Regions from separate parts of the Homo sapiens genome. Here regions 2 and 3 are each linked to region 1. A link is a contact called in ENCODE Hi-C data. All regions are on one chromosome and are shown on one strand. Each heading gives the region's core, a stretch centred on a gene start or an enhancer-like site at or near the end of the contact. The rest is flanking DNA. Distances are from core to core; before and after follow the strand shown.

Region 1 (3,333 bases), core at 589-3,088:
CTGGACAACTGAGTAAGACCCTTTCTCAAAAAAAAAAAAAAAAAAAACAACAAAAAAAACACCTGATTTACATTGTTTGTAATGCTGATTGCAACCCATTAAGTTGACTTCATGACCCACTAATGGATTGTGACTCTAAGTTTGAAAATCCCTGATATACACAGTTATGCTTAATCCTTACGGCGGGAGTTCTCACCCCGTTAGTCAGGCTCATAGAGGTAGACAAACCTGGCTAAAGTTGCAGAGGTGAAATTCTATTTTGGAATTTCTGATTGTGGAGCCATTGCTTTGTTTGGCCATCTCAACCAGCTGAGTATCTGCTTTTGCTTTATATTATGGCTGGTGACTTGGTGAGTTTGCCCATTTCCAACTAAGCTTCAGAAACAGAGAAAGGGAACCAGTTTGGGAAAAGGGTCCAGCTACAATGAACACTACCATTTGTCTCCCACAAGGTCAGAATAGCCAGAGGACTCTTCCCATATGAAATACCCCATATTCTTCCTTAATGGCTTATGTTTATAGCAGATTTCCTGAGTAGAAGCTTAAAGTAATCAGACATTAATTAAACCACCTCTAAACATAACCAGAAGGTGTGATACTTCACCTCCCCAAACATTTTCAGCCTTCCTTTAATGCAATTAAAACCATAGCCTAGAGCAAAGAGCATGAAAAGTAGCAAGGAGTTGGCTTGCTGGATAATTTATATCATTTTTATACATAACTTCGCACTTACTCTCAGGCGGAAATGGAGAACTGTCTAATCCCGCACATTTGAAGCCAATGGTCCCCATGAGAATACTATAAATTAACACACAATGAAATTGCATCTAAATTATTAATGGGTGATATTTCTGAATAAGCAGGAGATACCATCTATCTATTCTCACCTCTGTTGGTTTTTTCCTACTTCTAGGATGGCCCCGAAGCCGGACAGACTGTGAAGGTGAGTGCTTATTATGTGCATACAAATTAATAAGAGGCGATTATGAGAACTAATAAAAAATCACAACGAGTCATATGCAGCACATTGCTGTTTCATTATGTTATCTTCGAGGTCAGAGAGACCCTCAGTGTTAGAGCCGTAAATCCTGACATTATAAACTCTGCCAAACAATATGTTTCCCATTGGTTTACAAGACATTTACTTTTAGTAGTAAAATTATTATTGTGCAAACGCTAAAACAGAAACTAAATCAAGGAGTCCGGAAACATAAGTCAAAGTGGTTCATGTGAGAGAGTGTCTAGGAAATAGCATGTGAGCTTCCTGTGGGTTTGTGCAGCCCCATGTTAAGCCTGGGGTGTCTTTGACACACCTTTGCTTCTTGACATAGTCTGCTTTTGCTTCATTGTTTTTGAGTGAAGCAATAACCGCAGCAGTAGCATCAAGCTGCCTCCCTTCCTTTCTGTTCTCCTGTGCTTCTCTCTGTTCTCCTTCTCGTCACCCCCACACCTACTCTTTTCCTCCCTGTGTACTTAATACCAAAGTTCAAACCTAATGGAGTCAGTGGAGCTCAAAGATGGGTTTTTAAGTGTGCTAGGAGAAGAAAGGAGGATTTATTAGGATAGTCTCTGCTTCTGTAGTAAAAATAAAATAATAAAATCCTGGCTGATTCAGAAGCTGGGTTTCAGCTCTTTTCATACAAATGCTAATTCCTATACGGGTAGATTCTGCACCTAAGTCATAGAAAAGGCTCTATTTTTGGTGCTAGAAGTCAGAAGCAAGTCAGGCTGGGATGTTAATGTTACACTTTGTTGAAATAAAGTTTAATGCTTCGAAGACTAGCTGTGAGTGGATAAGGTGCTGCCCACACAAACAATGCCAAATAAACGTAAGTTCCCTTTTGATCTTACTTTACTTTTGTCTTTAACACAGCTATTCTGGGACTTTTAAAATACAATCTCTGGGAAATACTTCTAAGCAGTGAAAGTTTATGTAGGGACTGCCACCATATGGGCTACCAAATTCCTTATCATAAAAAAGGGCTAGCCTCCTAATTGCTCTACACACAGGGTATGGTGATAGACACAGAGGCTTTCAGCTTTCCTCTGTCCCACTGTCTCACCTCCATGTGAGGCTCTAAATATACGGATGCAAAGAAAGGATTTAATACCTGTGGCTTCTTTTTGAAATCACTTCTTGAAATGCAAAACACAAATGTTTAAACTTGGTTCCAAGATTTTTTAAAACTCAGTATTCAAATGTAAATTCCAACTATACCGGATTAGTTAGATGCACTATGCAATATCTATTTGATGGAATTCCTTCAGCCATTGAAAGCGATACTGTAGAGGCATAGCTAGTGACATGGGGGAATGCACAAACTGTATTAAGTGGGATGCACAGAATGATAATAGGTGCATAGTAAGCATAGCTAAAACTTATATGAATAGATAGGTTATATGATCTCAAAATTTCATTTAGCCATTCTAAAGCGGGATAGAAAATATTTGCTATGCAACAGGCTCTGAATAGAGATAGAAAGTAGATTAGTGGTTGCCAGGGACTGGGACAAGGAAGGAATGGGGAATGATTCCTAATGGATACAGGTTCTTTTAGGGTAATGAAAACGTTGTGGACTTAGTGGTGATGGTTGTGCAACATTGTGAATATAATAAAGCCACTGAATTGTACGTTTTAAAATGGTGAATTTTATCATATTTGAATTATCTCTTGACTAAAAATAATAAACACACACACACAAAACAAATAAGCAGTGAGCCTAGCTGGGCTGATAACTATGGCTACAGATTGTGTAACTCCAATAGTAATTACTTTTTGATGTCCCAATTATCTGGCCAAAATGTGTAATGTTTTTGTTACCTTTGATGGTGATGATGATGGACTAATTCTTAACATATAGTACTTATATATGAATTGTTGAATGTGGTTATTGTTATCATCACCCTGATTATTTAGCTTAAGTTGAACTTTTTAAAACGATTCTGTTTTTTAAATCAGCAGGTTATGCTGTTTTGCACATCTTTCAGTTGTTTCCAACCTGATCACAGAAGTTTCCTGATATGAAATAATGGGGATATCTTGACTCGTTTGTAGAATATGGTGGTTATAAGAAAACCACCATACACACACACACACACACACACACACACACACACACACACACACACACACACACACACACACACATAAAATCCCAGAGAACAATGAAGGTTCCAAAGCTGTCCTTTTAGACAAAGTATCCATATCTAAAGTTGTTGAATCTGCTTTTCAAAATGCGATCTTTGTATCACCTGCATGAAAATTAACTTTGGTATCAGTTAACAACAACAAAAAGTTGATTCTCAGTTCTTATTCCAAATCTACTTATTTAG
Region 2 (3,333 bases), core at 563-3,062, 1.3 Mb before region 1:
TACAAACTCAGGTCAAGAAGATTCCAGAGTCCATGCTCTTTCATTTATGCCAAAGACTGCCCAACTATGGCCTGCAGGCCAAATCTGGCCAGCTGTCTGGTTTTGTGCCCCTCAAAAGCCAAGAATGGTTATTATAGTTTTATATAGTTGAGAAAAAATCAGAAGAAGAATAGTATTTCATGATGTGTGAAAATTATAAGAAATTAAAAACTTAAAATGTCAATGTCCATTTGTAAAGTTTTATTGGAACACGGTCATATCCATTTATTTATGTATTAACTACAGCAGCTTTTGCATTACAATGGCAGAGTTTAGTTGCAGCAGAGATTATGTTGGTCTGCAAAGCCCAAAACATTTTCTACCTAGACATTTATAGAAAAAGTTTGCCAACCTCTGATCTAGTCCATGGTTCTTAAGCCAAGTTAAATGTAAGCATTTAATGTTACATTAAACGTTCAGTTGAAGGCTGGGGCCCAGGGATCTGCATATTTAAAAATAAATACCCAGTATCATTTGACATACTTTCTTAAGTAATTATGATTACTATTACTGTCTTCCATTATGATTATGTGTGTATTTCTTCCTCTCCTTTATCCATCTTTGAGGGCTAGGACCATGCTAAAGTATCTTTGAATGAAAAAACAAGCATAGAATTTATGTATTAGTTTATTAGATATATATATCTGAGTATTCATTGTATGTCAGGTCCTCTTCAGTGGTAGAACAGAAGACCTACAGTCTAGGGGAAGACAAGAAAAAGGGCCAGGATAAAGCTACATGATAAGAAGTCCACATTAATTGATTAGAATAATACTTGCTATACATAATGGTAACTCATAAGACCCTTCAACTTTCAAAGAATAAGTTATTTTGGCTGCACGATAGCATTAGATGTATCTTACAGAATTTAAGAGTTTATACATTGGTAGTGCAAAAATAAGGTATAATGTATAGATATCACTGGAATTTGGGGGCCAGATAACCAGTGGTTAACTGTGTTTTGATCAAAATGATGAATTAGTGTGAATTCACAGGACTCATTTGTATGGCTATTTGTCTGGCTACTATATATTATAAAAACCCAACATATAGATGTCATGAGCTGTAGAAGGAACTAGATAAAGAGAGCCCATTTAACTTCAATAGGAAGGTGTCTAGAGATTAATTTTAGCACTTAGTGTCATTATGACATGTAGAATGCTGTGTTGAATAAATCTAATGGATTTTAAAGTATTTTTTAGAACTTTGACTTAATTATGATTTTCCTGGAACTGTGTAAGGCTCCTACTGTCAATATGCTAAGGTAACACTTTAGAATGAGAAAATAAATTTTCAGTTGAAACGTTACTGCCATCCATTAGACATGGAAGAAGCAGCTGTTACCACACTGCCAAACCAGGGTTATTTTTTGAAAAACACTAGTACATGCTGTAAGAGCAGAAAGTAGAAAATTACAATGCCATTTGAAAAAAGAATACCCCAACAACTTAAAAATAAACACTTTTACGTAGATGTATATATTAGTTATCTCTGGCTGTATGACAAATTACCCTCAAGTTTAGCAGTTTAAAACAACAAATATTTATTATCTCATAGTTTCTGTGTGTCTGAAATCTAGGAACAGATTGGATGGGTAATTCTGGCTTAGGATCTCTCACAAGATTACATGGCCAGGGCTGTAGTAATCTCAAGGTTCAACTGGGGCTGGAGAGTCTTCTGACCTCTCTCGCATGGTTGTTGTCAGGGTCCAGTTCCTCATGGGCCGTCAGACTGAGACTCTCAGTTCCTCACTGGCTGTTGGCCAGAGGCCTCTTTCAGTTTCCTGGCACATGAGCCTCTTCATAGGGCAGCTGGCTTCCATCAGAAAGAGCAAGTGGGAGAGCAACAGACAGCCAGGCAGAACTCCCAGTCATTTTTTAACCTAATCTCAGTGGTGACATTCCATCATTTTCATATATTTTATTCATTAGAAGTGGGCCACTAGGTCTAGTTTGCCCTCAAGGGCACAAGAGCATGAACACTAAGAGGAAGTAAACCCCAATTTTTATCATATTTCATTATAAGAGGAAAACAGGCATAACAAATCCAACCATTAGAGAAGCACCCTTCATTGGTAAAATATTTGTTGAGTGCCTACTATGTGCCAGCCATGGAGGATATGATAGTTCAAAACCAGCAAATTTCCCTGCCTTCATGTAGCATACTTTCTGTAGGAAATAAACCATTAGAAAGCATACTATATAGTGTCTGGTACACAAGGCTCTCAAAAGATGTTAGTTATTTTTTTTTTTCAGGGTAGATGGATATCTCCCCTGTCCCAGAAACAGAGCCAAACTCTCCAGTCTGTTGCATCTCTAATCCTATTGTAGACAAATATGATTTGTTTAACCAGAGCAGAAATGGCTTTTCTTTCACTTATGCTTGAAATAGGCGATTCATAATAGTTCACAACACTACACACTTGTAACTGCCTTTCTCCCATTTGTGTTTTTAAAGTGGTCTTTGTCAGAAAAAAATATAAATAAAAACACTAAAGAGTCCCACGGAAGTAGCTGTCCTAGTAGGTTTCCTGCAGCGCCGTGCTGACCACTGTATCCTTTTGCATTACACATGCCAAGTTGACCTAACGTCTTCCAGCTCCGAATTATTTTAATTGCTTTTTTTCTAGATGCATCTTTTCAGTCTCTCAAGGACTCTTTAAAAAATGGCTTCTTGAACTACAAACAAGATTTCAAATGTGTGCCTGGTTCTGCCAGGCAATTCTGCAGTTGCTTTCTCTAATTAATATTCCATATCTCAAAAAAACCGTCTCAAGATTTTAATTGACTTTTGTCACCCCCATCTCATTCAAGTACTGTGCTGGCCATCCTCGTACATTATTAATAAACCATGCGTACTCTGTGTGTTTTTTCCCTGCTGCCTGATGTTTAGTTCTTTCTTGAACTTTGTTTTGAATGACAATTGAAGGATAATTTATTGTGCTGGGCTTCCGACACTAGTACGGTCAGCTATAGTTTGCTGTGCTAATTAGGAAAAAACTGTCAATCAAAGAAGTTATTCACTTTAGAGAGTAGACATAGCTTCATTTGTCTTGTACATAAACTCCTTCATACGGTGTAGAGCTAACTTCCTATACCATTGAGAGAAGTATACTAACAAAGCTGAGTTATAAAATATTTTTATAGAAATATTGATTTAATCCTCTCAGGTTTAAAAATAGGTTTCCAAAATACAGTAAAAGGATAAGAATTTTGATGAATACAGTGATTGTTTATTAAAATGGATTCTTTGAAAGCATTCTTTAAAATACTTAAGTTCTTCCATTCATCATTC
Region 3 (3,333 bases), core at 371-2,870, 1.2 Mb before region 1:
ACAATCAGAATCCTATTAAAATTCAGTATATTTTGCAGTTTCTCAGACTCACAGCTACTGGAGTTAGAAACCATCATAGATAATGTTGAAGTATCAGTACTCCCTCACAAGGTTTAATGCATGAATATTTTAGTTAGACCAGGCTGGAGGAGCATACAATCTACAGTCATTTAATCACTGAAGTCTGTGGAATGTGGTAAGAACAAGATTTTTATTTTCTGAGAAGTCTTCTTCCCACATCTTAGTTTTGAAAAAACAAAGCAAAACACAAAACTCACTGCTGCCTTTGGACTCCACATTAACTGAAGGACGGTACCTGCTTGGTTTTGTCAGTAGATGTTTAAGCTGTGCCCAGAAGCACAAGTTTACCTATGCGTTTGGAGCCCTGAGGACAGGTGGAGGGAAGGGTTGGAACCTGCTTAGAGTAAGATTGTTTCAGTCCTGGAGCACTAGCGATTCCAGTTCAATCTCTTCTAGGAATGACCCTGGCAAGAAATCCAAGGGAGAGCAGGAGAGGCAAGAGGGAGGTAAAACAAATGCAGAGAGTGTGGGAGAGGTAGAACAACAAAAAATGGTGGGGTGGAGAGAGAGGGGAATATTTTGTTTTACAGCCACTTGTGTAAGTAAAATTAGTCTCTGCCTGTCAGTTACTACATCATCAGAAAGTGGCAGGTCTGATTTTCACTGGATGTAGTCTACCACTTTGTTGGCCTGCCTGGAAGCATAGACTATGTAGCACACCATATGCCACTTTGGGACGCCTTACATAGATGAGTAGTCAGAGTCTAGCGCAGCTGAAATTGAGGTACCAAGGCCTGTGCCACCAACCTTTCCCAATTTAATTGATCTGGACGAGACATGCTCTAGTGATTCTAACTTGTAGCCAGGGCCAAGAACCACTGGTTAGAAAGCAATCCCAATGGGTTAAAATTATGTAAAGAAGGGGGCACTGTAATTGGCTACATAAATTTCCATTAGAAGGCAAGGTACCTTAAATTCCCATCTTAATAATCAGATATAACATGTTACCTTAAAGATCCCAGATTTTTTCCATCAAGTTTAGAGAGACTCAATTGTATGGGCTGAAATATATCTATTTGCCCATAATACCTCAAAATTTACAGCAGATTGAAGGAGTTCTAGCTTGGGCCATATGCCTACCACTTGGAATTGTTTCTATAGCCAGTTGGAGGGGTACTGTGAGTGGCCAGGTGTGGAGCAAATGCCCACCCTGGGAGAGGAGAGATTCACCCAGAGGAAGTGGGCCAGGGCTGCCACATTCTTAGCATCAGAGGCCACCATTCATACCAGAGTATATGTGACTGGTGCCTGCTGGAGTTGTGCTGTGCAAAGCTTGCAGGGCTGTACACACAGAAAGGCCCTGGTTAACGAGAGCTGCTGATACCTTCAGAAGAGGGATGTGACACTAGGGATACAGCAAAACAGGTAGCCACTGTAGTTTGAAATCCCATTTGCTGGGTTCTGCCAGCCTGGTGGATAAAAACAAGGCCAAGAAGCTTCAGAAAAATCTACAGCTGAGGCCCTCTCTTGGCTCCTCTGAGCAGGGATAAAGCTTCCTCTAAACTAAGGCTTCCTCTAGCCTCTTGAACTTCCACAAGGCAACAGGCCAAGGTTTCCCTGGCCTAGAGGTGTTAGCTGTGTTTGGCTTCCTGTTGCAGATGGAACAGCTGGGTCCAACTCCTGTGGGTTGAGGACTGCTGGAACTATATGCAAGGGCCCTGGTGAGGCCAGAAGTGTTTGCATTTCCAACAAGCTGCCAGGTGATATATATGTTGCTGGTCCATGGGCTACACTTGAAATAAAAAGATTTCAGATTTTTGTGGCTTCTACTAAGTTGCCATTCTGTTTTAATGTAATGAGTAGTATTGTTTAGAATTTGTGTATATATATATATATATATATATGGCCAGTTGTTTTTCTTTGCAGTTTTATTTCTCTTTGTAAAATGGACATAATAGTACCCACTTCGTAGATTGTTATGAATTAAATGGGATGATCTATATAAAATATCAGCACTGCCCTCATGGAGTCTAGTGAAGGGGACAGATAACACATAGGCAAACACCTGTAATAATAATATGTCAAGTACAAGAAGGAAGATTATAAGATACTGTGATAGAAAGAGGGATGAGTAACCTATTGAGATAAAATGGCCAGACAGAAAGAGCTGAGAATTAAGCAGAGACCTAAGTAAAGGATGAGAGGGAGCTGGCCATATGAAGAGCTGGTATTAATAGAATGGGGTCCCAGGCAGAAGGAATAGCCTATACCAAGGCCTTAAGGTGGGAAAGAGCTTAACACCATCAAAGGGAGAAAAGAAGGCCCCTGTGGCTGAACCATAGAGAGGGAAAGGGAGACTGACATCAGATGAAATTGGCTGTATAGATAGGGCCCAGGCCATACAGGGCCTTGAAGTCAAAGTATGGAATTTGGATTTTTTTCCCATGGGTAATGCTCCTGTCCCTGGATCTCAGTATTGTGGTTGGATCCATGCTGTTTGCTGTCTAGACCTCTCTTCCACTCATCTGCTTCTCCACTACTTCTAGACTTTTTTTTTCCCCTCCCTTTGGCCAGAACATGAGTTACAGTCCTGGCTGATGCTTCCCTAATGCCTACTATCTCCACAGGCTAATTTGTTACCTGTTAATACACTCTCTGGACCCTAGGTTCCATTTGTATAACCCAATTCCTTCTCATTTCCTTCACTAGGTTCTGATCAGAGCATCTGCGATACCCACTTCTGCCCCCTAATGCGGTATCACATCCATATCCCTCCTGATTTGACTTCTCTGCCAAATGGCAGTGAAAATCAAGAACAAAGCCCTAGCAGTAGTGAGGCAGATGAATACAATGAAAGGGACTGACAGTTTGGGATCTTTTAATTGGTGGAAAGAAGAGGAGATACATAATTTTTATATGTTAGAATCATGGCTTCAAGAGATTTTTAAAAAGAGCTTGAAAGAAGCTGGTTGGATTCATCTAGTCTACTCTCCTTTATTTGCATATTTGAAAAACTGGCTGTAAAGAGGAAAAATGACTTGGTGTGGGTCACAGACAGTGCAATTGGCAGAATGTTGACCTTTCTTAGTCTCCTATAGGTTAGCTCCTGTGTCTTTTGCTTCCTTCTTATACTTTTTACAGCTTTTATTTAACCTTTGATTTTAAATCAATGCTTCTCTTCCCTTTGGACTGTAAGCTCTATGAAGGGCAGCGGTAGTGGCTATTTTGCTGATGGCTGTCTCCCCTGCACCTGGTCCTTATGCAGGGTGAGTGATTTATGTCAGGTCCCTAACTGAGAATTCAGTGTTAGAT

What was found. A loop is a pair of places that touch in the nucleus more often than their neighbours do. Pooled maps may share reads with other maps.
Region 2: a pooled map shows a loop between it and region 1 (4-fold over the local background). The contact joins two enhancer-like sites. A Hi-C loop is called at or near these places in 2 of 37 single-sample maps with no recorded cell type and 3 of 50 pooled maps.
Region 3: a pooled map shows a loop between it and region 1 (2.3-fold over the local background). The contact joins two enhancer-like sites. A Hi-C loop is called at or near these places in 1 of 50 pooled maps.

Annotation. Positions count from the first base shown.
Region 1 is chr3:60,008,981-60,012,313 of GRCh38, reverse strand. It overlaps FHIT (fragile histidine triad diadenosine triphosphatase), which reads left to right. Exons shown (of 10, transcript NM_002012.4): 7 at 914-943. Among named protein-coding and RNA genes, the nearest start is that of MIR548BB, 610 kb to the left of the region's middle. RefSeq lists a silencer at 1,230-1,439. Within about 2 kb of position 1,838, at least 4 of the 41 ENCODE cell types and tissues checked have a DNase peak (open chromatin) inside an H3K27ac peak, as active enhancers do.
Region 2 is chr3:61,357,075-61,360,407 of GRCh38, reverse strand. The region is part of intron 3 of LOC105377114 (a long non-coding RNA gene); the gene reads left to right. Among named protein-coding and RNA genes, the nearest start is that of FHIT, 110 kb to the right of the region's middle. Within about 2 kb of position 1,812, at least 2 of the 41 ENCODE cell types and tissues checked have a DNase peak (open chromatin) inside an H3K27ac peak, as active enhancers do.
Region 3 is chr3:61,238,355-61,241,687 of GRCh38, reverse strand. All of the region lies in intron 1 of FHIT (fragile histidine triad diadenosine triphosphatase), which reads left to right. Among named protein-coding and RNA genes, the nearest start is that of FHIT, 11 kb to the left of the region's middle. Within about 2 kb of position 1,620, at least 2 of the 41 ENCODE cell types and tissues checked have a DNase peak (open chromatin) inside an H3K27ac peak, as active enhancers do.